3 separate regions of the Homo sapiens genome follow, and all the other regions are linked to region 3. The links are chromatin loops, found by intact Hi-C in ENCODE. Cell type or tissue: lower leg skin. All regions are shown on one strand.

Region 1 (8,000 bases), 410 kb after region 3:
AAGAGAAAAATTCCAAGCCCACTTAGTGGCCATGAGTCTGTGTTGGTATCACCAGTCTGGGGTTACCAGCCTCACAGAGACAGAGTTTCCCAATTTGGTCCTAGATGGTGGGATCAGTTGTCCCAGCAGCTGAAGACTAAAAACAGCCCTGCCTTTCAGCCCTGGCTTTTAGATCCCAGGCACATTCTCCAGAACCCAGACCCACTGCTCATTTGCATTTGCTCTCCTTTAGTCATTGGTTGGATTGGAAAACGCTCTCCAGAGGTTTGTCCTTAGGGCCTCCCCCTTAGGCACTGGGACCCTGTCTGGAGGCCTACACCAGCCTCTTTCTAGCTTCTCAGAACTACTGGTTTTTTTTTTGCCATTACTTATTTCTGGTGTACACTTTTGGAGAAAGTTTTCCCTTTTAAGTTTTCTCTCTGATAATTTGATGTGTTTACTGCCTATCAGTTTAAATTGGTTGACTCTCTAGTCTCATTTAAGAGATTGTATATGGAAAAAAAAAGTTATAAAAAAAGGCATAATCTAAACCGGTAAGCCTAAAAAGTTTTTTTAAACCTATACTTAGGTTCTGTAAATTTTCATTTGTGATAGCTTTATTTTAATTTCTTTGTTTTATAACCAGGATTCAGCAGAAGGACTCTCCATGTTTACCGGAGAAGAGGAAATCTTTGCATTTCAGCGCACAATTTCCCGACTCACGGAAATGCAGACTGAACAGTACTGGAATGAAGGAGACAGAACCAAGAAGTAACTGCCACTTTTGCATAAATAAAACTCTAGACAAATGGTTAACGCAGGCAGAACTCCTTATTGTGGGACTTGAAGGAATCATTTTCTCATCATTAATTATGCACTTTGTCCTCTGGACCATTTTAATCTAAAATTGCTCTCAAGGATCTAGTGGATTAGTAAGTTAAACACTTAACATTTTTTAGGTCTGCTTTTTCTTATTTGGCCTTATTTCTGCACCATGAAATTAAAATCATCTCATTCCTGAAGATGAATGTAGGACCAGACATTTTAGCTTCACATTAAACCACCTGAATGAACCTTGAATGCACAAGTAAATGCAAGACGTCTGGATACCTTCAAGCTTTGGCTGCATGGTGGTGGCATGTTAGAAATACATCTTTTATAATGGGGGAAGAATGCCCTATGTTTCAATTCAAAACAAAGACAGTTTTCCAATCTGATATAAACTAAAAGGGATAATATTTTAGAATATGGGCTTATATGTGGTTTTTTTTTTTGGTTATGAATTACAGTAAATCTCCCAGGCCTTCAGATTTCTACATAATGGAAGAATATGTTTTTAACCCTGAGATCAAGTTTAGTAGGCAGGACTTGATCTCAAGTGGTCACAAAGTTTTCTAAAAAAAAATAGAAAATTATGATGGGATCAAATAAGGAGCAAGTGTCAAATTCCAGCCAACAGGCAGATCTGCAGGCAGAGCTACAAACTCTGCAGCCAGGAATGGGGACCAGTGAGAGAGTGTGGGCGGGGGGGTGGGTGTCAGAGTCGTAGGCACTCCAACAGCAGAGGAGACTCCCGCTCACATGAGGCCAGCCGTACCCCAGTGGACAGCAGGCTCCTTCTCACTGTTGTAGACACTTGCTCTCCTTGCAGCATGCTGCCCCCGCCCTTGCCGCCAACTCTGCCGTGAGATGGACCTAATAGGAAATAGGAAAGAAAGCCTGACAAGCCTGCTTCACAGGAAATCTGATTTGTCCTTCACTGAGCTCATCTTTTGCTTCTTTGAGTAAAACCTGGCTTTACTAACTATTGTCACAAAGTGGATCTTCGGCTGTGGATGAGTGTGAAAAACAGAAAAAATATAAAATCCACAAAATCTTGTGAAAATTAAGCATTTGGGGGAAGGTAAGGCATAGGTGAGTCAGTCCAATGAATACAATGGTCAACATAAGTAAGCTCTTTGAACCTATTTATTTTCTATTTATTATTATTTTTATTTTTTATATCTTGGCCACTCTAGCCATCTCCTGGCAGGGGTAGTGTGGCACAGCATGGCCCTATTTAATTTCTTAGTCAATAATCCATCACATAGTCTCTTTTAGATATTAACCTAATTAAGGCAAGCAGGTAGATGGATGAGTACCCAAGCCGAGAGAAGAGTTTAAATCAAGCCTTCTGTAAATAAAATGTGGTTTAAAGATATTTTTATTGAAGTGAAACACAGTAATTTCAAAGAGGTTACGTAATAGGGAGAAAGGATGGGAAATAACCACTTTGTGCTGGATTGAATGCTATATATTTACATTAGCTCAGTTAAAAAAAATAGTCTTAGAAAGTGAATATTATAACCCCTGTTTAAAAATAAGAAAACTGAGTCTTGGGAAAGTTAAGTAGCTTGACCTGAGATTCACAGTTTACAACTACAAAACTCATATACTATATTTTATAACACACTGTCTCTTACTCTTACTATTTAAAAAAAAGAGATTGTTTTAAAAATTGATTCATTTAACTCAGTGAATGAAGTTGAAGATAAATTCACAACAGAACCATTGATTTGAACTCAGTGAATATAAAATGTTTAACTTTATTCTTTAGATCTTAGCTTTTTACTTTTCACATTCCTTTGGTAATTATTCTGTATCTTAATTTTTAAAAAAATCATGTGAATGGACAGACAGATAGATGGACAGTATGACCGATAGACAGACCTGTCCCTGAGTGTGAGTGTATGTAGAAGAGTCCCCCTGTCAAGTTATGTTATAAAAGTTCATCTGAGGTCAGATATTGGGAATAAAGTTTCATTTTTCCATCGAAACAATCACGTAATGTTAGTTGGGGTGCTGGTCAAACGCATAGAAGCCTATGTAATTCTCAGTGTAGCTTCCCTATAATGTCATTTTGGTACGAAAGAACTTAAACCCTGAGAAAAAAACTGTAGCTCAGTCTCCACCTAAGTAACTGGAGCATGTGCCCACTTCTGTGCCCCCAATCCGCAATCTCCTTCCCCAGTTCCAGGGGCCTGCTGGGATTGGCTGCAGTGGAAGAGGCTCTTTGAGCTGGGAGAAGGGTTTATGCAGAAAGTGGGGCTAGAAGGCTTTGGCTGGATCTCTGGAGGGGAGGGAGTTCCATGGTGGCTGGAAATCTCCAAAGCTGGTTTCATAAAATAGCATGCAAGAAAAAAACCCAAGTCTTCAAGAATAGCCATCACTAGGAAACAGTATGGTAGCTCTACTAAAAGAAAAGTAATGCCAACATGAAAAACAACCCCTAGATTGGAGAGCAACATTTCACTTTATATGTCTTTCTTCTGAGCCCTGCCCCTATTACATTCTCAGCATTCCAGTCTTTCTCCATAGAAGTCTCTCAGCAAATGCTCTTTTTTTGAAATGCTTTAAATGTATACTTTGAGACGGAGGTTTGAGCTGAGTACTGCTGTGGAAAGCTCCTGCTCAATTCAAAACACAGACCGGGGGGATGTCTTTAGAGTCAGGAGAAAACATCATGTGCCAAGGGTGCTCTCCAAACTGATGACTAGTTCCCAGACTTAACAGAGGTCAAGCGGAGAAAAAGGAAAACTTTCTTTAGAGAAGAAAAAGAAAAATCTTATCACTTCTCATATTTCTTTAGGCAGTGTATGAGCTTATTTGCTGATATCACTAATCCTGAGATGAAAAACAGGATGGACTTAAGTAATTTTTAACCTATTTCTGAGGCCAAAAAGACTGTAGTATTATTTTAATCAAATTTATGCATTTTCAGTGGGACTTCAAATTTTAATAATAAGGCAATACTTTTATCTTCTTAAAGTATATTTCCTGTACTTATAAGTGTGCAAATGACATAATTTTAAAATTAGTTGGAATATTGAAAAAAATTAAAATTTCACTTGTAAAATAAGTGGATGTGCTTATATCCATTTATTTATTTAAGAAACACATGATGTTTTCTGTGTCCTGGGCATGGTTCTATGTGCTTTATAAATAAACTCTTTTGATCCATATAACAGTCTTATGAGATAGGTGCCATTATAATCATTTTATAGACAGGGAAGCTGAGACACAGAAAACAGCTAAAACAGATTAATGAATTGCTAAGATATAACCGAAGTCAATAAAATTAGCAAAGTGCTAACGTATTAAATTTTCCATTTCATTGCCTCTGTCCTGAAAACAGTATTGCTGGTCCAAGTAACTTGAACCTACACTTGACGGCTGCTTTATCTGAGATTAAAAACATGCAGAAGGATTGGGCGCCTGGGTCCCTGACATTTGGGTTCTTGATCAGTTACGGGAATCTGTCTTGCAGCAAGTCTGTAAGTTACCTTTATTAGATTTACTAATCTCAAAAGAAGTCACTTGCTGGTAGGAAAGGATTTTCTTTGGAAATGAGTTTATAACTTCTTTTACAGTCAGAATTAAGATGAATGTTCCCTATTGGCATATAGCAGTTCATTTTTCTGGAACAGAAAATTACAAATGTTAAAATCTGCCCTCTTGTCGAGTGTCTACTGACTCAGTCCAGCAGCTCACTAGGACCCTCACATCTGTTGCCCTAGCTGGTCATTCGGTCCAGTCAAACATGCCTGTCCACTGACCTTTCGTCTGTGCTGCATGGAGCCATCAGTCTGTCTTACCTGCTTGCCTAGGGGGCTTTCTGGATGTCGTCCCGAGAATTTTCCTGTCTCAGGGCTGTACTTTCTGGGTTCCCGGTGGTTGATTGCTGGTCTCTAATGATGCAGTGGAAAGGGCTTGAGATCTGGCATTGGAAAATTCAGTTCTGCTAATTATTGTTTTGTGACCTCGACCAAGATAGTGCTCTGAGCCTCAGTTGTGTCATCTTATAAATGGGAATCATAATGCCCATTTCATAGAGTTACTATGAGGATTGTTGGTGAAAAGCGCTTTGCAAATGGCAAAGGATTAAACGAACATCAGTTGTTATTGATACTAATGATTATGATCATAAATCCTACTTTCTGCTTTGTGTTATAGCCTTTTGAGGAATGCAAAACAGAAGACACATTCCAACCCACTGGTTTCTAACAGAAGGGAAAAGATACGCATTAAATGGCTAGACACCAAGAGCACACGGGTCTGGCTTAATGAGATGCTGGAGAAGATTGTTAAATTCAAATCCATGTTTTCAGGATTAATACAGAAAATGAATTGTTGCTTGTTTGGTGAACATCAAAGATTTCCCAGAAAGAGGGCACCATCTTGTGGTCAGTAGGATGAACTGACAGGAGAAAAAAAAAAGGCCAGTGGTTCTCAAGGCTACACATTCCTAGGCCTAGGTCCACATCCAGGGTCAGGTATGGTGGGTCAGATGTGGGGCCCCAGCATCAGCACTTGTTAATGTTCCTTGTAAGATTCTAAGGTGCAGCAGGGTTGATCACCGCCAATCAGGCAGGCCGTGGAGCTCTTGCCTGTGACTACACAGCCGGTACGCACAGAGAGCCCTGCCTGCAGCTGGGTCCTGACTCTGGGCGCCTGATGCAGAGACCACGGCACTTTCCAGGGAGCAGAGGCTGTTGCTATGATTCCTGGAGCCCAGGTCATCAGCACACTGGCACACACAAAGTCACCTCCCAGAGCCCACCCCTCTCCTCCCTGGGGACCAAGGCTCCTCTGCCTTTCTTCTCCACCCACACTAACAACGTCAAAATAGTTAACCACGCAGCACTTCCTAGTTTAGAAAGCACTTTAGGAGGCCAAGGCGGAAGGATCGTTTGCTCCTACCATATCCGTCGTCCACAGCAAATTCTGCAAGGGAGATGCAATTATCCTACTACCCATGAGGAAACTGGGGCACTCGGAGGGTAAGTGGTTTCACAAGCATATCGAGTAAGCATATGTCTTCTGGATCCCGACCCTGTGCTCTGCAGCCCTTCTGGTAGTAGTAATAATAGTAGCCCCCATTTTAAAGTCATCGTGGGTCTTGAGGCTAGAACAGGAAAGATGTGGGTGTAGGGGTATGCACAAGGGTGTTGTTTTGCACAACCCCATATGTGATGGCAAAGAACTGGAATCAGTGGTTGGCAAACTTTGAAATATTTAATCTTCACAATAATTGAGAGAGTGTCCTACTTTGTCACCCAGGCACAATCATGGCTCGCTGCAGCCTTGACCTCCCAGGCTCAAGTGATCCTTCCACCTCAGCCTCCTAAGTAGCTGGGACTACAGATATGCACCACCATGCTGAGCTAATTTTTAAAATTTTTTTTAAAACACAGATGGGCTCTGGCTATGTTGGCAGGGCTGGTCTCGAACTCCTGGGCTCAAGTGATCCTCCCACCTTGGCCTCCCAAAGTGCTGGAATTATAAGCATGAGCACCACGTTTGGCCCCACTTTCCACTTTCAAAATGCTTGCAGACCCCAAAGAGCTTTTATGTGGGTGGGATATATAATCACCAGTATTAGAAATCAAACAGAAATTGTTAGATATTTAATTCATTTAAAAATAACAATAAGCACATGAAATATTACCTAAATAGCATTATGAAAAGTAACAGCATTTCCAAAACAAAAAACAAGTTAGTGAGAAAAGTGGCATTGTTTTAAATTTTTGCCAATGTCTGGTTTAGTAAAATACAGACAGATTCTGTTGGAATATCACACATCATGTAGCTCCTGAAAAAATCAACTGTGTGCATGTGGGAGAATGAGTGAGAAAGGTAAATAATGTCTTAGTGGTTTTATGGAAAATGACTTTGACCTCATGGACTCACTAAGAGTCACAGGTCCCTCAAGGGTCCCTGGACCACCCTTGGACAAGGCTGAGTTTATTGCTAATGGGATGAAGGATTCCCATGTGCCCACTGGAGCCCACTGGTAAGAGCTGGTATTGGCAACTGGAGTGGAGAGGGGGTGCTAAGCATGGGAAGGGTGGGGCCAAGCTGGATGGGAATTTGAATACAGGAGAAGATGGTAGCCAGTCTACCCATTGAGACCCCCTAGCCACTGCCTCATGTCATCCTTGTTGCTGCCTACTGCTCTGAGCCCTAAGCACTTTGCCAGCCCAGCCCCAACCTTGCAACTCTCTTCTTTAGCTTCTCCTCCTGTGTCTCAGCTCCTCCTTCTCTGAAAGCTTCTGGTTCCTTTTCCTTTTCTCACCATCTAAGTTCTTTCTTGGATCCACATAAAAATGGCGATTATAAAAAACAACACCCAATATTATACAAAGTACTTTCACACATAACGTCTTTTTCACACTCTTTTCTTGATGTCCATAGCAACAAATACCAGCCGATGCCAGTTATTCTCAAGTGTGTCTTCCCATCCCTGACTCCACCAGTCTCCTGTTCTGTACTTCCAATTGCCTACTGGATCTCTCCTTTTGAATGTTGCGTAAACTCAGTGTGTCTCAAATAGTTACCCAACCCAATCCTCCACACTGAAATATTTTCTGGCAGTGCTACACCTTTTGCAGTGATACTGTCTCAGGCACTCACACAGCTGCAGTACTCTAATACTCTGCCACTGGCCCCTTGGCAGTCGACAAGAGCCAGTGATGTTGGGAACAGAAAAGAAGGGATAGACATTAGAATCATGTTACATGATGGAGAAAGGGTTCAAGATAAGTATCAGTGCAGGACAGGACTTGGAGAATGGTTAGTTATTGGAATGAATGGCAAATCCAACAATCTGAAGACAGGAGCAGTTTGAGCAAAGGTGATCCCAGGACTTTCAGCCTGTCCTGCATGTTTCTACGGTTTCGTCTACAGTGACTGGATCAGTTCTGGAGTCTCCCAGTTCTCATTATCCACCTGGGGGCTGGGGATAAGACTCCAGAGAGTCCTAGGACAAGCTGGCCTTTGGGAATGCAGTAGATAGTTCTCATTTCTCTGATTCACTCTTTAATTTATTGAATAAACACTGTCAAGTGCTTCTTATGACAAGGCACTCTGCTAGATGCTATGTGGGACATAATGAAGTTTACAGCTTTAAAAAAAAAAAGTCATTATTTTGGCCAGGCACGATGGCTCACGCCTATAATCCCAACACTTTGGGAGGCCAAGGT
Region 2 (8,000 bases), 380 kb after region 3:
TCTCAGGCTACTTCTTTATGCCAAATTCCATTCAATTTCGTGTTCATGAAATAGATTTCTACTTCCCTACACTGGGCTATTTCCCTCTGTTGAAAACCCACCTTCTCTAAGAATATCTCTCTCTACTGACGGATGCTCAGTACATACTTGGTAACTAACAAAATCAAAAGAGGCACTGCTGTTTATTATCTGAAGTTCTTACTGACATTTTATTTCCCTGATTCTCTTTTGCCTCCTGTTTAACTGAAAGCAGATGAAATAAGCTTTAAGCAGAAATAGAATAATTTTAGCATGGATTTATTTATGTCTTATCTGATTCCAAAAAGTATTTTATATGTGTGTACAGATACACACACACAACCATATACACACAGAATTAAATTTTTTAAAAATCAGGACAAAGGGAAAATAATGAATACTTAAGCTGAAAGACAGAAAAGTTAATATACATAAATCTACATCATAAACTTCTACATAGTTCTTAAAATCAAACAATTAAGTCAACACTCAGCCTTCTATCAGCCAAAGAGGGGAAAAGATATTCAGTAAGTTAGAAGATAAAAACAAACCAGTTACTCAGAAGTGATGATTTTTACTGGCACTTGTACCTTTCATAAATGGACTTCTGAAAGATGCCAGGAGACATTTCCTCAGCACCATTCCTGCTGCCGACATATGCTTGTATCTGATAGATTCTTATATCCAAGCTGAAAACATAATGACAAAGTAAAGTTTAATGAAACTATGCTATAAGGGCAAAAATAGTACTTTACAGCTGAGCTTTTCTCTTTATTTATCTGGCTTGATCCAGAAAAAATAGTTCTAAATGTTTAGAGATTGAATAGATGCATGTTATTCCGGCCTTTCATGGATGTTTTTATCTTTTAATAAAATTTGGGCAGCAGATAATTCAAGGTTGTCTTTTGGCAAGAAGATGAAGTGAATAATTCTGTTAGTCTTACTCATAGTTTGAAGGGCTTGGCCCTTTATTCCAGCAGCACGGGGAGATATTCAGTCTTGCCCTGATTCACTTTTTAATATCTTTTGAATATGAATTAGAATTTTTAACTGAGTATTTCCATGATTTGGAAAGCAGAAGAGTGGGAGGAAGAAAGCAACTCTTCAATATCCACTTCTTTTCCAGCTCTGATTAAGCTTTTCAAATATCCAAGCCTGAGAGAGTTCCATTTCTTTCCAATGGACTCTCACAAAGAAAGCAAAACAAACAAAAACAACAGCAAAAAGCAAAACAAAAGTAACAAAACCTCTGCATTTACAAGACTTTAACGTGTTCAGAAGTTACAGTTCTCAAATTTAAAATAACTTCTTAGCTATTCTAAAGCCTTTTCTCCTTTTTCATTTTGGGATCCTAAATATCTCTTTTTGTGCCACTTAGCTCTGATTTCCAAAGGAAAAAGTTAACACTGGTTCACCTTTCATGTCACATGCACATGCAAGACTGGTGTCAGAGAGTCTAGAACCTGACCTTGCACTATGCAGCTCATCTTTCCCATTTCTTCTGGGTAGATCTCAAAGCCAGACAAATGTACAAGTCTTTCCTCCCAAGGAGATGTAGCAAATACTGCCCTCTACTGAGGGTACAATCAGGATGGCTTGATTATGTTAATGATTAAGTACTGATTTCAATGATTATGGTAGAATAATGCTGGTACTAATTACTTCATCATTATTATATACTTTCTTATTAAAATCATTATATTCAGAAAGAGAATACAAAAGTGGTGGAAACATATTTCAGCCTTGGCCACATTCACTTATTATGTTCTGTAGTCTGGACAATCAGATATCACAGCACTATGTCTGAGGCATTCATGATAATGTTTAAACTTCCTTCTGTTTTGAACTAGCTAAGAAAATACCTTTTCCAGTGGGAAATTAGAAGGAGTTATTACAACATTATTTTAACAAAGGAGCTTGTGAAATAATTCTAGCAACAGTTGGGCTATTTTTCTTCCCCTTGCCAGTATTTTTTTTTTGTATCTACTGGATTGCTAATATTCAGAGTAATTTCACAGGACTAGCTATTAATGCAGTTACAATAAATTTTTTCTTTGTTCTTTATGACTTTAAAGGGTGAATTGTACATGTTTAACAGTACAGGATCATGTTAAAGTAAATGCCTTTTAACAAAAAGCTTCTCAAAAATATTAAACTAACCAATCAAATAATTATACACACACACACACACACAGAGAGAGACATACATTTGTAACGGCATGTTTTTAAAAAATGTTATATTATCTGTGTTCCTGGATCTGGAAAGTATGGGTTCTTTTATTAGGCTAAATGCTTACTGTAATGTACTATCCAGCTCACTTGTGCTGTTCCTGTTTTTCTAGAACAGGGTTTGCTTAGGATTGGCCTGAAGCTAAACAAATCTTAGCAAGGGAGCCGTGAGAATCAAAACCTAGTGATCCGAAGTGTTCCCACAGCATCTGATAAACTCCAAAGCTTAAACCTCTGGTTTCTTTAATTCAGAAACCTTAGATACTGTGAGAACTAGGAGGAGAGTCGAGCCAGGCTAAATCGTCTGGTGGTGAAGATAGCTTCCAGAACATGGTGAGCCAAGGTGTGTGAAGACCCATTTCCTCCAGCCTCACAAACCAAAGCAGCAGCCTTGTTCTTCACAGACTCCCTCTGCCTTCTGACTGCCCCTCACACTACAGTTAAGCTGAAAACTTAAGCTGAATAAAGAAGCTAGGCAAGACTTTCTAACTCTAGAAATATGGAGGGTCTTTCTGAGTGGGGGCTCTGAGCTACACTAGCTCATTTGCTGTTGTTAATTCTGTTGTACGGTCGAACCCAGTTTATCCCATTTCCAAAAGGAGCAACTTGACTTCTCCTAGATTTTAGATGTCTACCAAACAACAGATACCAGGTAATTAGCAAGGTATAGTCTGGTTCATTCAGTCCCAGGTGGTTAGTACAACCCATTCCACTAATTTTTACCATGTCGTGGATATGCTTTTGCAGTTGTTATGTATTGTCTTGGAGTTGTATTGATGCTTACATTTAGCGATGCTCATTAATGATGATGATGCTAATTAGGACGATTTCCTACTTCTTCATCTTCTTTTTCTTCTGTTTTTGAGACACAGTCTCACTGTCACTCAGGCTGGAGTGCAGTGGCATGATCTCAGCTCACTGCAACCTCCGCCCTTCAGGTTCAAGCGATTCTTGTACGTCAGCCTCCTGTGTAGCTACAGGCCTGTGCCACCATGCCTTGCTAATTTTTGTATTTTAGTAGAGATGGGGTTTTGTCATATTGGCCAGGCCAGTCTCGAGCTCAAGCAATCCGCCCGTCTCGGCCTCCCAAACTGCTGGGATTACAGGTGTGAGTCACCACACCTGGCGTCACATTTTCATTTTGGTTTTCTGTTTTTATGCCAATTGTTTCCATCCCCGCTCCCCCTGCTCCCCTGCCCCAGTGAGTCCAGCACGGTGCTTTTCACCTGGTAGATCTGATTCGATAGACCTGACTTGATGTGGCTTGTGTCTTGAGAAAATTGTCAGTTTCAGGATCCCCAGAATTAGACATCTCCAGAATTTGGAGATCTCTTTATTACATACACAAAGCTGGTCGAGTAGAGTAGAGGAGTGTACCCTCCTCTAGTTTGTCACATTGATTTTTTTGTTAAGTCATTGTTTCTACAAGCAAAATATGCCCCCCCCACCCCGCAAAAAAATACTGTATTAACCATTAAAAGGGGATGAGAATTTAGCAAAAATCTGGCAGATTTAGGTAGAACCAACCTCCTGCCATTGAGACTGTGTAAATCAAATGGCAAAACTTTCCCTCAGCACTCCAAAGAACACCCTGAGAAGCAGAATGTGTTAAGAATTGGTGATATTTTCTAGAATGGTGAGATATTTCCCAGCTGGGTGTTTGGACTTCATATTCGTGAGATTTCTCATATTGAGGTGCCATATGAATCTTGGGAAATTATTTACTCTGCAAATACACACATTTCAGTGCTCTGCTTTTCTTTCTTTTTTTCTTTTCTTTTCTTTTTTTTTTTTTCAGACAGAGTCTTGCTCTGTCACCCAGGCTGGAGTGCAGTGGTCCCATCTCAGCTCACTGCAACCTACGCCTCCCAGGTTCCAGTGATTCTCCTGCCTCAGCCTCCTGAGTAGCTAGGATTACAGGCGTGCACCACCCTGCCCAGCTAAATTTTTTTTGTATTTTTAGTAGAGATGGGGTTTCACCATGTTGGCCAGGCTGGTCTTCAACTCCTGACCTCAAGTGATCCACCCATCTCGGCCTCCCAAAGTGCTGGGATTACAAGCATGAGCCACCACACCCAGCCTTGTTTTTCTAATTATTATATTTATTATTTTGGAATCTGGCACATAAAAATAGTCTTAACATCAATTCGTGTGATATTTTCAGTTTGTTTTGAAAAGGATACATTCATCCTAATTCCATTCAAGCATTTTCTATTAAAAGGTACTTCTCTTTAAGATATGAAGTATTGTCATTGCCATGTAAATAAAGTAAGATACCACGCATGTTTGTTTAATGAACAGCTATCAGCGTATTCCTACAAAGGGTTTATAAGGAGGAGTCTATACAGATAAAGAGTAACCCTTAGGACCGTATAATCTAGATAGAGCTTGAAATCATAATCGTCCTACTTCAGCTGAAATAATGGTAGCAGAGCAGAGCATTAGTGAGGCAGAGGAAAAAGAAACTCCAGCTGACAGCTCATTTGGGTATACTGAAGTGGATCATTGTAGGGCAGAAGGTGGTCTGATGGTAATGCTCGTGCATTTCACATTGGTGTGGCATTGAGAAAATTCCCACTTCTGGCACCAGGGTCGATACCAAAGCAGACAACTGGACCATTTCACATATAGGAGAAAAAAGACAGCAAGCAAGCTCTTTATTTTTAAGTTTGTTAGAGAAACTGGGCTACATATAATCAAGCTGTATACTCTTGGTAATTAAGGAAAACAAATACTCTTTGCAAAGTCATTATAGATTTAAAGTTCTTTAAGTTTTCATCAGGTTTCCACAGAAACAAAGAGTTTGAAACAATAGTGGAGAATGCACAAACCATCGAGTAAGTGGATTTTAATTGTTCCTGTTAAGAAAATTATTCAGATAACCAGCCACATCAAAGACTATTAAACTTTTTAATTGCTCAGGTGGAAAGATGGAGAATGTCATCATTATCTATCATAAGAAGAATCAGCCTTAGATAATCCTACTTGAATTTTGAGTTAGAATAACATACTCAAGGATGCTACTAACTGAAGTGCCATTTAGTACTCAAAAGTAATCATATGCTTTAATTATTCATAGGGCACAATGCATGAATTCACAATACTAATTATGGTTTCAAAAAGTGTATTATGCTATGGTTTAGTTACATAGGAGGATCAACTAATGCAAAACAAAAGTATAAATATTTGCAACTGCCATAGATATACTGTGCATGTAATTTAGTTGTTTGTTAGTGTGGTCAAAGGAGTAGAGAAATGTCTTTTCCCTGTGTTTTGCAAAGTTCTTGTAGGATTTAATACAGTGCCTCATATTTATTAAGCATTCAATAGTTATAATTGATTTTGAAGACTTGGTGATAGTGTCTTTATTTATTCATTAATTGTGTGTTATGCAAAACTCTGTTCCCTAGTCTGTGCTAGGTGCTGGGGACACTGAGGTGAATAGAACTCCCTGTCTTGTACAATGACGTAAATGAGTGTGGCAACAGCAAATGTAAATGGCATTGTAGCTCCTCAAGGTCTTTAGTATATGCTTTGTGTTGAATATTTTACATATTCATGATGTATTGTAATATTAGGGAAGATGCAGGGGATGAAATAGCTGAAAAATAACGCACAGTAAATATACTTTGGAATTAATAAAAATCTTTAATGTTGTTTTTCTACATCATTATTTTGGTTTGACTCTTTTCTGTCATTATTTTGCTTCTTTCTCCTTTGGAAAATACTGACAAATCTAAAAAAAATGAAGATTATTAAACATACCTCTAAGTCTTTCACTCCAACCATTTAGAAATAACAAGTAACATTTTAAATATATTTACTTATGCTTTTTTCTGCATATATATTTTGAGCAAAACAAACATATAATTTTGCATTATGCTTTTTCACTTAGTTTTTTTTATCATGGCATGTTTCCATATCATAAAATATTTTTCATGGACACCATTATTTGTTGGCAACATATTATTTTATTACATCAATGTGCCTTAATTTATTGAACCATTCTTCTGTTATCAGATATTAAAGTTGCTTTTTGGTGACATAGTTATAATCTTATGTATAACCTTCGGTTGAATTTCTGATCACTTTCTCCTGATTGATTTCTAGAAGTGAAATGATGGGTGTAAGTTTATAACTTTTTTTTAGGGCTCTTACTACAACCCATCAAACTGTTTTCAGGAACAACTAAACTGATTTGCTCTTCCAGCAGCGATGGATGCTGCATTACATGTTTGCCGGCATCAAATTGCATAATTTATTTTTCTTTGCCAAATTGCTATTTGAAAAATGATATAACATTCTTATTTCTTTGAAATAAGAATTTCTTTATTACTACTGAGCTTGACTATTTTTTCATTTGTTTATTAGCCTCTTTTACTTACTATATTCTTTGCTCCATGAATTGTCTATTCAAATTCTATATTCATTTTTTTTCTGTTGCAATGCTGTTACAATTTTAGTTTTATTGTAGTCAATCCTTGTCTCACTTAATTCCTTTTTCATATCAGTTTGCTCTCTCCCTGCATTTCTCTGCTTGTATTTGATTGGGTCCATGTCTTGTATTCTAAAACGATACCACAAAATTTACCAACTTTTTCCTTCTAGTTCTTGTATACAGTAAATCATAAGTTTTATTTCTGGAAATAAGTTTTATATTACACCATAAAAATTCCAAAATTGATTATAAAAATAAATGAACATAAAATAAATGATGATATATGTGTTTAAATATACTTATCAATTATGCAAAACTAATTCTTAACTATAAAAGCTGGATCATATTTTTCTGCAGGGGCTGGACTTGCTAATGACTTAAAAGCTTTCACTAGTAAATCTCTGTAGCAAGTATAGTGTTTTCGTTAGCTCTTGCTGCATAATAAATCACCCCAAAATTCAATGACATAAACTGAGTAACAATAAGCATTTGTTATTACCCTCTAGTCTACAGGCTATGGGGGAGTTCTTTGGATCTCTGTTGGGTTCATATGTGCATCTGCAGTCAATTTGCTGCACTGGGCTAGGCTCTTCTCATCTGTGTGGGGCCAGCTGGCTGTATGCAGCCTAGGATGCTCTCTTGGCTTTTGTCCTTTTTGTGTTCTCTCCTCCTCCAGCAGGCTAGCCGAGGTATTGCAAAAGAGTGAACAGAAGCATGCAAAGCCTCTTGAGACCTAAGTTCAGAACTTGAAAACTGTGACTTTTGCTTCATTCTGTTGGCCGTGGTAAAGTTGAGCCATGGTAAAGAATAGACTCCACGTCACAATGCAAGAGCTGGAAAGTTGCAATCCAAAGGATATGGACAAGGAGGCAAGAACAATTGCAGCCATTACTATAATCAGATGACCCCTCACCCCACATAGGCCTTCTTCAATTCTCCAGTGGGTTTTAAATTATCATAATTTAGTTCTAGAGAATTTTTTAGTTAATCCAAGTAAACATCTTTAAATAACCCAAACATTTTTAAATAATGAATGCTTGGGAACAAAAGGGTGAGTGGCAACATTGTATTTAAATCAGTATTGGTCACAGTGATCAAGATCTCACACATCAAAAATGATATCCTTTATGTGATACACAGGGTTATGTAAGATGATTTGGCAGCATCGATATGTAGTTTGGTGAAAACATTCATTATATTTCTGTATATTATATAATCATGAGAAGAAAAATAAACTTACAAATATATTTTGAAATATATCGGCCAGGCACGGTGGTTCATGCCTGTAGTCCCAGCACTTTGGGAGGCTGAGGCA
Region 3 (8,000 bases):
TGAGGCCAGGAGTTTGAGACCAGCCTGGTTAACATGGTGAAACCCCATCTCTACTTAAAAATACTAAAATTAGCAGGGTGTGGTGGTGCATGCCTGTAGTTCCAGCTACTCTGGAGGCTGAGGCAGGAGAATCGTTTGAACCCGGGAGGCAGAGGTTGCAGTGAGCCGAGATCGTGCCACTGCCCCCCAGCCTGGGCAACAGAGTGACACTCTGTCTCAAAAATAAATAAATAAAAAGAAAATGGTCAACAATTCAACAAACATTTGCTGAGAACTGATGCAGGGCAAGGGCAAAGTCCTAGATTCAGTGCCATGGCCTATACTAGCTGCAGGTACTTACAAACTAGTAGAAAAAATAAAAGATGTATACAATTAACTGCCTTATGAGGTAGTTATGATATAAGAAGAAAATTGAAGGAAAAGTTAGTTATGATATGAGGAGAGTTTAAAGGTGGAAGAAATGACAAGGAAGTCGTTTTTGGAAGAGTGGCATTTGAGCTTTACCTTAAAGATGGGTAAGCCTCCAATAAATGAATGGATTAGGGTGGTTTCCAAGAAAAGAAAATGCTTGTGGCTTGACATGGATGCAGAAGAAATAGGAGGTTTGAAAGAAGTCCCTGTGGAATATCAGTACACATAGGAGAGTATGGGAGAGAAGGTAGAAAGATGAGGGAGCAAACACGGAGGCACATAGTGATTGTGGATTCAAGAGAGGCTTTAGAAGGAGCTCAGCCACACTAATGCCACCTTTGCTCTTCCTTGATTAACCCAAAGTGCTCACTCCAGGTAGACAGTGATACGCTCACCAGTGAGATCTTATCTCTGATGTCACTTTTTCTTTCCTTTTTTCTTTTTAACTGCTTGGCTCTGGACATCAGCAGAGGCTTCAGGACAGTGGTTCTTCCTTGTTTTTGTTTTGTTTTGTTTTTTTGAGATGGAGTGTCACTCTGTCACCCAGGTTGGAATGCCGTGGTGCATCTCAGCTCACTGCAGCCTCCACTTCCTGGGTTCAAGAGATTCTCCCGCCTCAGCCTCCCAAGTAGCTGGGACTACAGGTGCTTGCCACCACGCCCAGCTAATTTAGCTAACTTTTTTTTTCTTTTTTGTATTTTTAGCAGAGACAGGGTTTCACCATGTTGGCCAGGTTGGTCTCAAACTCTTGACCTCAGGTGACCCACCCGCCTTGGCTTCCCAGAGTGTTGGGATTACAGGTATAAGCCACTGCACCCAGCCCTTCCTTCACTGTTTTGCTCTAGTGTCTGAAATTCCTCTATCCCTTGGGCTCCAACCTGTGCCCCAGATGTTCCCTGCTAAAATTGAATAACAGATAAATACCAGAGAGGATTGGGGCTTGTATTCTAGCCATTATAGATTGGAGTTTTGTCTTAGTTGCCATCACCTGTAGAAGACTGAGAGGTCAAGATGGGAGGTAGAGGTTTGTTTGGAAAAAAGAGAAGAAAGATTCTGGATGCTCTCTAGGGCAGGCAGACAGTAGTTGCAATGTCCAACAGAAACCTCGATCTGCCCTCTGTAATCACAGAACTTCCAGACTTACACTGGAGAGAAATTGAAAATTAGGTGTCCTTGCCTGACCCCTGACACTGGCCAGGCCACAAGGATTAAGGAAACAAGCTTGATCAAGGCATAAAAGGTCAGTCTCTCTGAGCCTCATTCCTCCCAGCTTTCTCCACCTGAATTCCATCTGCTATATAGCCTCTCCTGTTCTCTGTCTTCCAATTTTCCTTTTCGTTATTTATCCTTTCCTTCCCCTCTACTCCCTCTTTCTTCCCCACTCTTTCTTGTACAGAAGTTTAAGCATGCGATTCCCTCAAACCTTATATTCTTAAACTTTCGTTTTCTTCCACCAGGGGTCGGCTTTGTTTCTTTTTTCCGAGACTGATGCGGCTCCCCTACTGCCAGAGATCTTAGTCCAGAAACAGCCTTTTTTGGGAGGTGTGGGAGATGCCGTGGTCAGCCCAAGGGCGAGATGCGCCTCGGGGTCGGAGTCGCCCGAGTGGAGACTGGACACTCCATGGGGGAGGCTGGAACCCCCTGTGCCACAGATAAATGCTCGTTCTCCACCACATGTGAGGCATTTGAATAGGAGCAAGTCTCCCGGGTTGGGAATACTAGGAAGTGCTGGGGGACAGGCAAGGTCACGGCATCCAGGCTGCAATGCAAATGCCTAGGTAGTGCGCACGGCAGCGGTAATCCAGAATCCTGCCCAAAGAGGGTCCCGCAATCACCGCCCACTTCCAGGCGGGCTTGGGGAGCCGAGGGACTTCGCCTGCTTGGGTCAGAGCCCAGGAGGTGGCGTGGTGGTGGTGGTGGACGGGCCTGAGCGTCTCAGCCCTGACGGTCTAGGCCAGGTTTGTCCGCGGGGCCAAGACTCAAAGGCCGAGGTCTGTGCCTCCAGCTGTCCCACCAGCCAGCCAGTGTACTAGGCGCAAACAACCAAAGCCCACTCGCCTGCGAAGCCAGGATGGGACATTCATCTCCAAAAGCCTTTTCTTCCTCTTCTTCTGTTTCTTCCCATTTATGTCCCTCTGGCTGCAAACCAAGAGAGGCGCCCAAATATGAAAGTCAAGTCGAATTGAAAGCGTATGGCTTGTGCGCTCCCAACGCCCTCCCCTGTTTTTAAAATTGTGTTTCAAAACAACATGGTGACTTTTGGACAAGATTTTTCTATTTCGCCCACACCACAATAGAGATGCAATGAATGCTGCTGGTGAAATGTTTGGCTGTGTCAAATTCAGTCCCGCAGGCTGGCTTGGGCCAGCACTGGGGCTCCGCTTTGTGTTATGTTCACGGAGAAGATATTAATTAAAAGAAATACATGATTAAAAAGTAATGAGTTGAATAAAAATTATCTCAGCTCATTTTCTGATTATGTTAATTGTTAAAAACCCTTCAATCACGCCGTTGCAGTCAATGGGCTTTAATGTGAAATTAGTGGGCTCTTGATAACTTACAGTCCAGAATAATCCTGGCGGTTTAGTCATCATTCCTAATAACAAGGATGTTGCTAAGAACAGAAATTTTACATGATTTTCATACATTCAGCCCTTCCCCCCACGTGTCATTAAAAAAAAAAAAAAGGCTTAGCCTGCCTGCGATTTCCAACTTCTCTTTCCACGGATCGACCGCGGCCTTGGCAAGGACTTGAGTCTGCGTTCCAGCCCCTTCCGCTCCCAGCGCGCACGCAGCCTCTCGCCTTTGCGTCGGCGGGTTGCTGGTTGCCGGTACCCGCTCAGCAGCTAGGAGCCTTGGGGAACCCTAGCTCTTAGCTTCCCCGTCTGGCGAGGCCAGAGGGCCAAGTTGCTCACTGGGCTGTGCTGAGGGATAAGGGGAGAAAAGAACGGAAATCGCAGCTACGAGGGCTAGAGGGACGGCGCGGCTGCTTGAGGACGGGTCGCCTAGCGGTGGGCGAGTAGGGCTGTGCGTAAAAGGATCTAGACAGACAGTCGTGCGCCCGCAGGGTTGCAGGACAGGGGCAGGCCGAGTTGTGGCGCGTGTGTGTTTGTGTGTGCTCGCCTCCGGGTTGCGCGCTTTCAGGGCTTTGGATGCCGGGGATTTTGAGGACCCATTCAAAGCTCCGAGGGGGCGGAGGCTCAAGCAAGCCAGGGAAAAGGTCCCCTAAGCCTCAGAGCCTGGGCTGCGCCCCAGACAAAGTGCCTAATGCAGAGTAGGCTCTTAATAGGTTTGCATTGGATCTAAACGAAAGCTAGTGAAATTCGTACATGATTCTAATGAGAGATGACGGCCAGGTGTTCTCAGCAGCCCCTGGCCCTCACGGGGCGACCTGAAAGTTCCCACTCTACCCGAGACGAAACTCAGAGCCGAGGTGGGGGCGAAGGCCGGGTAATGCACTGATCGAGGGTGAGGAGGGATGTTTCATAGCCTTTTCCGACATACCTCACGACAAAACACCTTTCACTCTCTATGAGCAAAGGAAAGAAGAAATGTCCCACACCCTCTATTTTGACTTCTTGGGAAACACAATGCCTCTCAAATTGGGCCTGCGAGAAAGGTGTGACCCGGGAGGGTTGTGGGGTCCCGGGACCTTGGCCGGGTGTCGGTGACGGGACTGCCTGAGGCCAGAAGATAGGTTCTAGGTCTCAGTCCACCTGGTGCTGGACGTCGAGGAACCCAAAACTGTCCACTGGAGGCGCCCTGACGCTTTGGTCAACGAGGGCTGCTTCTGCACACTCGAAGGGACTCAAGCACCATTTTTCACCCAAGAGAACTATGTGAGGGAAATTGCATTTCCCAAGGTCGGTCTGAAATTACACATACACACACGAAAGCCTATAGATACTGGTATGCAGAAAGGGGTGGGGTGGAAGGGGTGTGTGTGTGTGTGTGTGTGTGTGTGTGTGTGTGTGTGAGAGAGAGAGAGAGAGAGAGAGAGAAAGAGACAGAGAAAGAGAGAGAGAGTTATTCCCAGAACATGAGGCTCTGTGTCTCAAAGTGCCTTTTTCGAGGCTTCCACCTTTAAGACTACCTGGATGGGGTGGGGGCCTGGTGTTTTAAAAATTGTCTTTCTATTTCTCTGGCCCCTTTACAAGAGCAAATTTCTTTTAAACACTTTTAAATATCTTTATTTTCCACCTTTTCAAGCCCCAACAGTAAGGAGTCTTCCCTTGGGATTGGGGGGCAATGGAGTCAGGGGCTGGCTGGGAGGAGTCCCAAGGCTAATTCTTCTTGTTCGCCTATTTGCATCCGCTGTTAGGCTGAGGATCATTTTAATAAATAACAATGAACAGGAATGGCATCTAGAGGGCTTGTCGGCAACATTTAAAAGCCAATAGAGTTTATAATTCTACTCTATCATTTCTTATTGATTAGAGTAATCAAGATAAAAAGCTAGCCGGGCTCGGAGAACTTCAGCAGCATATCATTAAAGATAAGAGTCAGTTAATTCTGGAGCTGGGGTAATGTGGCTGAAATGAAGAGTTCATTTGCATGAGATGCTGAGCCCAGTAACAAGGGGACAAAAATCACTAATTAGGATTGCAGAGTGTCGGCCTCTCGGCAAGCACCGTTTCCAGACTGCGGACCAAGCGGAGATTCGCATTAATGTAAATCTGGGGAGCACTAAAAGCTCTCACTGGCTTTGTAGAAGGCGACAATCACTCCCGCCCTCTACGACGTCCTCCCTGGCCCGGGCAGCCCAACTGGGGCGGGGACGGGGGTTACTCGGGTCGGATCCCCTTTTCTTCCCTATCTATCCTACCTCCACTCCCGCGGCCACGCGAAGGCGTCTCACCCACCCCCTTAGGGGCACGTGGGCGAGTGTCTGGTGGCCGGGTGAGTGGAACCCGCCGCCCAGTCCTTGCAGCGGGCTCTGGTCTAGTGGGTGAGGATCCCTGGGGAGGTCCCAACTCCGGTGCAGCGTCCGCGGGGTGAAGGGCGCGAGTGCATTCAGGCCCCAAGGGAAACTCGGGGACATCTGCACAGACAAGAATCCCCAAGGAGGCCCAGGTCCCACGGCCAAAGTCCTCGACCCCCACCAGGCTGTCTCCCTCTAGTCCTCCCCACTCCTGACCTGCCATTCGGGACGGAGCCAGTCCGCGGGCACCCAAGGGCGCAAGCTGGTACAAAAAGCACGCGCAGGGGTGTGCCTGGGTGCGCAGGAGTATGTGTGTGTGTGTGTGTGTTTGTGTATGCGTGTGCAGGTGAGTCCAGCTGTCGTGTAAATGTGACTCTACATAAGCTTGTTGCTGTGTAAATGTGTTTTTTCTTGGTATAGGCACAAACGTGTGAACGTTGGTCTAAATGGTATGTAGTGTGTGTAATAGTACACATGTGATGTGTGAGCGGTGTGTGATGTGCGTGTGGTGCGAAGAGGGGAGGTGACAGGCCAGAGAGGTTTCCCCAAAGGGAGAGGCACGGAGGGCTTCCGGAGTGAGGGTGCCTGGGGGTGAGGCGGGAGCTGGGCACTGCCCCACCCAGCCCGGTGCCTCGAGAGGCTGAGGCGCGAGGCGGGAGCCCGGCCGCGCGGGGCAGCGGCGTCTCCTGGGCCGGGTGAGGTCGGACAAGGGGAAGAAGGAACCGCCTCCGCGCCTCCCGCGGCCCTGCCCCACCGCCCCGAGGCCGGCCGGTGGAGGCTCTCTCCACCCATCCCCTGGAAAATGAAAGTACCCCAGAAGCACAAGTTGGCCTGCAGAGCGCGAGAGCGCGGAAAGGCCGCTGACAGCAAGGACCGCGCGTGCACCTTGCGGCCCCGGACCCTTCTCAGCCCGAGGAGTTTGGGCTTCAGGCCCTCCCAGACACGGTGCAAGGAGAGGCTCGGGCTGCCGCCCCCGAGTCCATGAGCGCCGGAGCAGTTCCCGCCCTCGAAGTTCCTCTCCGGGAGAGAGGGAGAGAGCGAGGGAGAGAATGAGACAGGGAGGGAGGGAGAGAGGGGCGCGCGGCTTCTGAGGCGACCCCTCCCGGAGATGCTGCGGCCGCGCCGGGAATCCGCCCAGCGACCTGCTCTGCCCGGCCTTCTTAGAAATAACTTTGGCCCTCACTTGGCTGTAGCAGAAAGGAATCGAGGCCCCCGTCCATAATCGCAGGTGTCGGCGTGGAAAGGAGCCACGCGTGCACACTCATGGGTCTCACCGCGCGGGCTTCCGCGGCCCGGCAAGCCGCTGCGCCTGCCTCGCCGGCGGCCCACGGAGCCCGTCCGCGCTTGCCCTGCACACCTGCGCCCGCGCGAGGACCCAGCCGCCGAGGCCGTGCGCCCGCCGGGCTGCGGGGGCCGTGGGCAGGGGGCGCAGGGGGCGCAGGGGGCGGCCGGCGCGGCGGCTGAACCCGGGCTGACGAGGCCCAGCCGCCTGCGGGGCCCGGAGCGGGAGGTACCGGCTAGGGGCGCGTTTCTTTCGCATCCACACCCCGCCCCCACCCCTCTCTCCAGGGATTTTTTTTTTTTTTTTTTTTGTATCCAGGCACAGCTGGGGGCTCCCTCACCACCCACCCCTGGCCTCCCCATACAGAATAAAGTCAGTCTGTATTTAATGGTTATGGCGGATGTGAGGGGGATTTGGCAGAGGCAGAAGAGAGGCCTTTCGCTCTCAAATATCGTCCCTTACGTCGTGTGAGTCTACCAACCCACCACGACCTCATATTCTTGTGCGGGTGTCTGACTCGAATGACAAGCGAGCTGATTTTTTCAGTACATAGCTGGGAAATGTAGTGAGTGATAATAGAGATTTCTCTTTCATTTTTTACGCTTGACTTGGTTATTGTTGCTTTTCTTTTCCCGTGATTCCTTCTGAGGATTAGCTCTGACTTCCCCACTATTGGCGGTCAAAGTGGCCCCGACTCGGGATGACAATTGACGGGGATCAAGGGATTGCCCATTCTGTGCCTGTAAGAACCGATTCGTGCCAGAGAAACTCATCAAGTGGAGGCGGAGAATAAAGACCGTTCGGGGGTAAATGTATTCATTGAGAAGGGTTCTCCCAAATTGCTTCTAAGTTTTTTTAATGAAAAGTAACGATTGCGGCAATCAGCGGCTTTTTGGCGGATTACAAATCTGGAGGGAGCTGCGGCGCTGCATTGAAAAGTGCCCCCGCCTTCGCACCGGGCAGCCGGTTCACAGGAGCAGCGCGAGGGGCGGGGGTCCGATAGCGGGACAAAGGCGGGGAGGGGGCGAGCGGAGGAGGGCGGCTCGGGGCGCCCGGGCGCGCATCGGGCAGGAGACGCGGAGGTGCCCACCCCAGCGCAGGCGTGGCAGGGCGCCCCCCACCGAGGAAGGCGTGGGGCAGGGTGCAGGAAGGGGACCGAGGGAGGTCTACCGCAGCACCACCAGCACTGGGGAGATTCCGGGCATCTGGAGCGAGGAAGGTGTGCTATAGGGGTTGAGTCCATCACCGTGGAAGTCCGGGGAATGGGAGGTGCGACTCGGTCCCCCACCTCTACCCCGGGCACGGTGGTGTCTTCTTTTAAAGACGTCTCACTTCGCAATTGGAATCGAAGCGTGGGCCGGTGTCGGGTCTTCCTGGTGTTACAGG

The links. Hi-C counts contacts between places; a loop is a spot of excess contacts. Peaks named below come from ENCODE experiments on the same cell type or tissue, not always from the same donor. Only the 100,000 strongest peaks of a DNase experiment are listed, where the experiment ranks them.
Region 1: a loop joins it to region 3, with 4 times the contacts of the local background. A loop is called at or near these places in 98 of 110 quality-filtered maps.
Region 2: a loop joins it to region 3, with 3 times the contacts of the local background. A loop is called at or near these places in 84 of 110 quality-filtered maps.

Annotation. Positions count from the first base shown.
Region 1 is chr6:108,521,672-108,529,671 of GRCh38, forward strand. It overlaps AFG1L (AFG1 like ATPase), which reads left to right. Exons shown (of 13, transcript NM_145315.5): 13 at 626-4,330. The coding sequence ends at 754. Among named protein-coding and RNA genes, the nearest start is that of FOXO3, 35 kb to the right of the region's middle. In lower leg skin, no CTCF peak of the experiment used is centred here; no DNase peak of the experiment used is centred here.
Region 2 is chr6:108,490,747-108,498,746 of GRCh38, forward strand. All of the region lies in intron 10 of AFG1L (AFG1 like ATPase), which reads left to right. LOC124901370 (a long non-coding RNA gene) reads right to left here and starts at 7,695. Exons shown (of 3, transcript XR_007059698.1): 1 at 609-7,695. In lower leg skin, no CTCF peak of the experiment used is centred here; no DNase peak of the experiment used is centred here.
Region 3 is chr6:108,111,771-108,119,770 of GRCh38, forward strand. No RefSeq gene overlaps it. Among named protein-coding and RNA genes, the nearest start is that of OSTM1-AS1, 7.9 kb to the right of the region's middle. RefSeq lists a silencer at 5,873-6,162 and an enhancer at 5,967-6,554. In lower leg skin, no CTCF peak of the experiment used is centred here; a DNase peak (open chromatin) is centred at 3,227; H3K4me3 peaks cover 741 bases.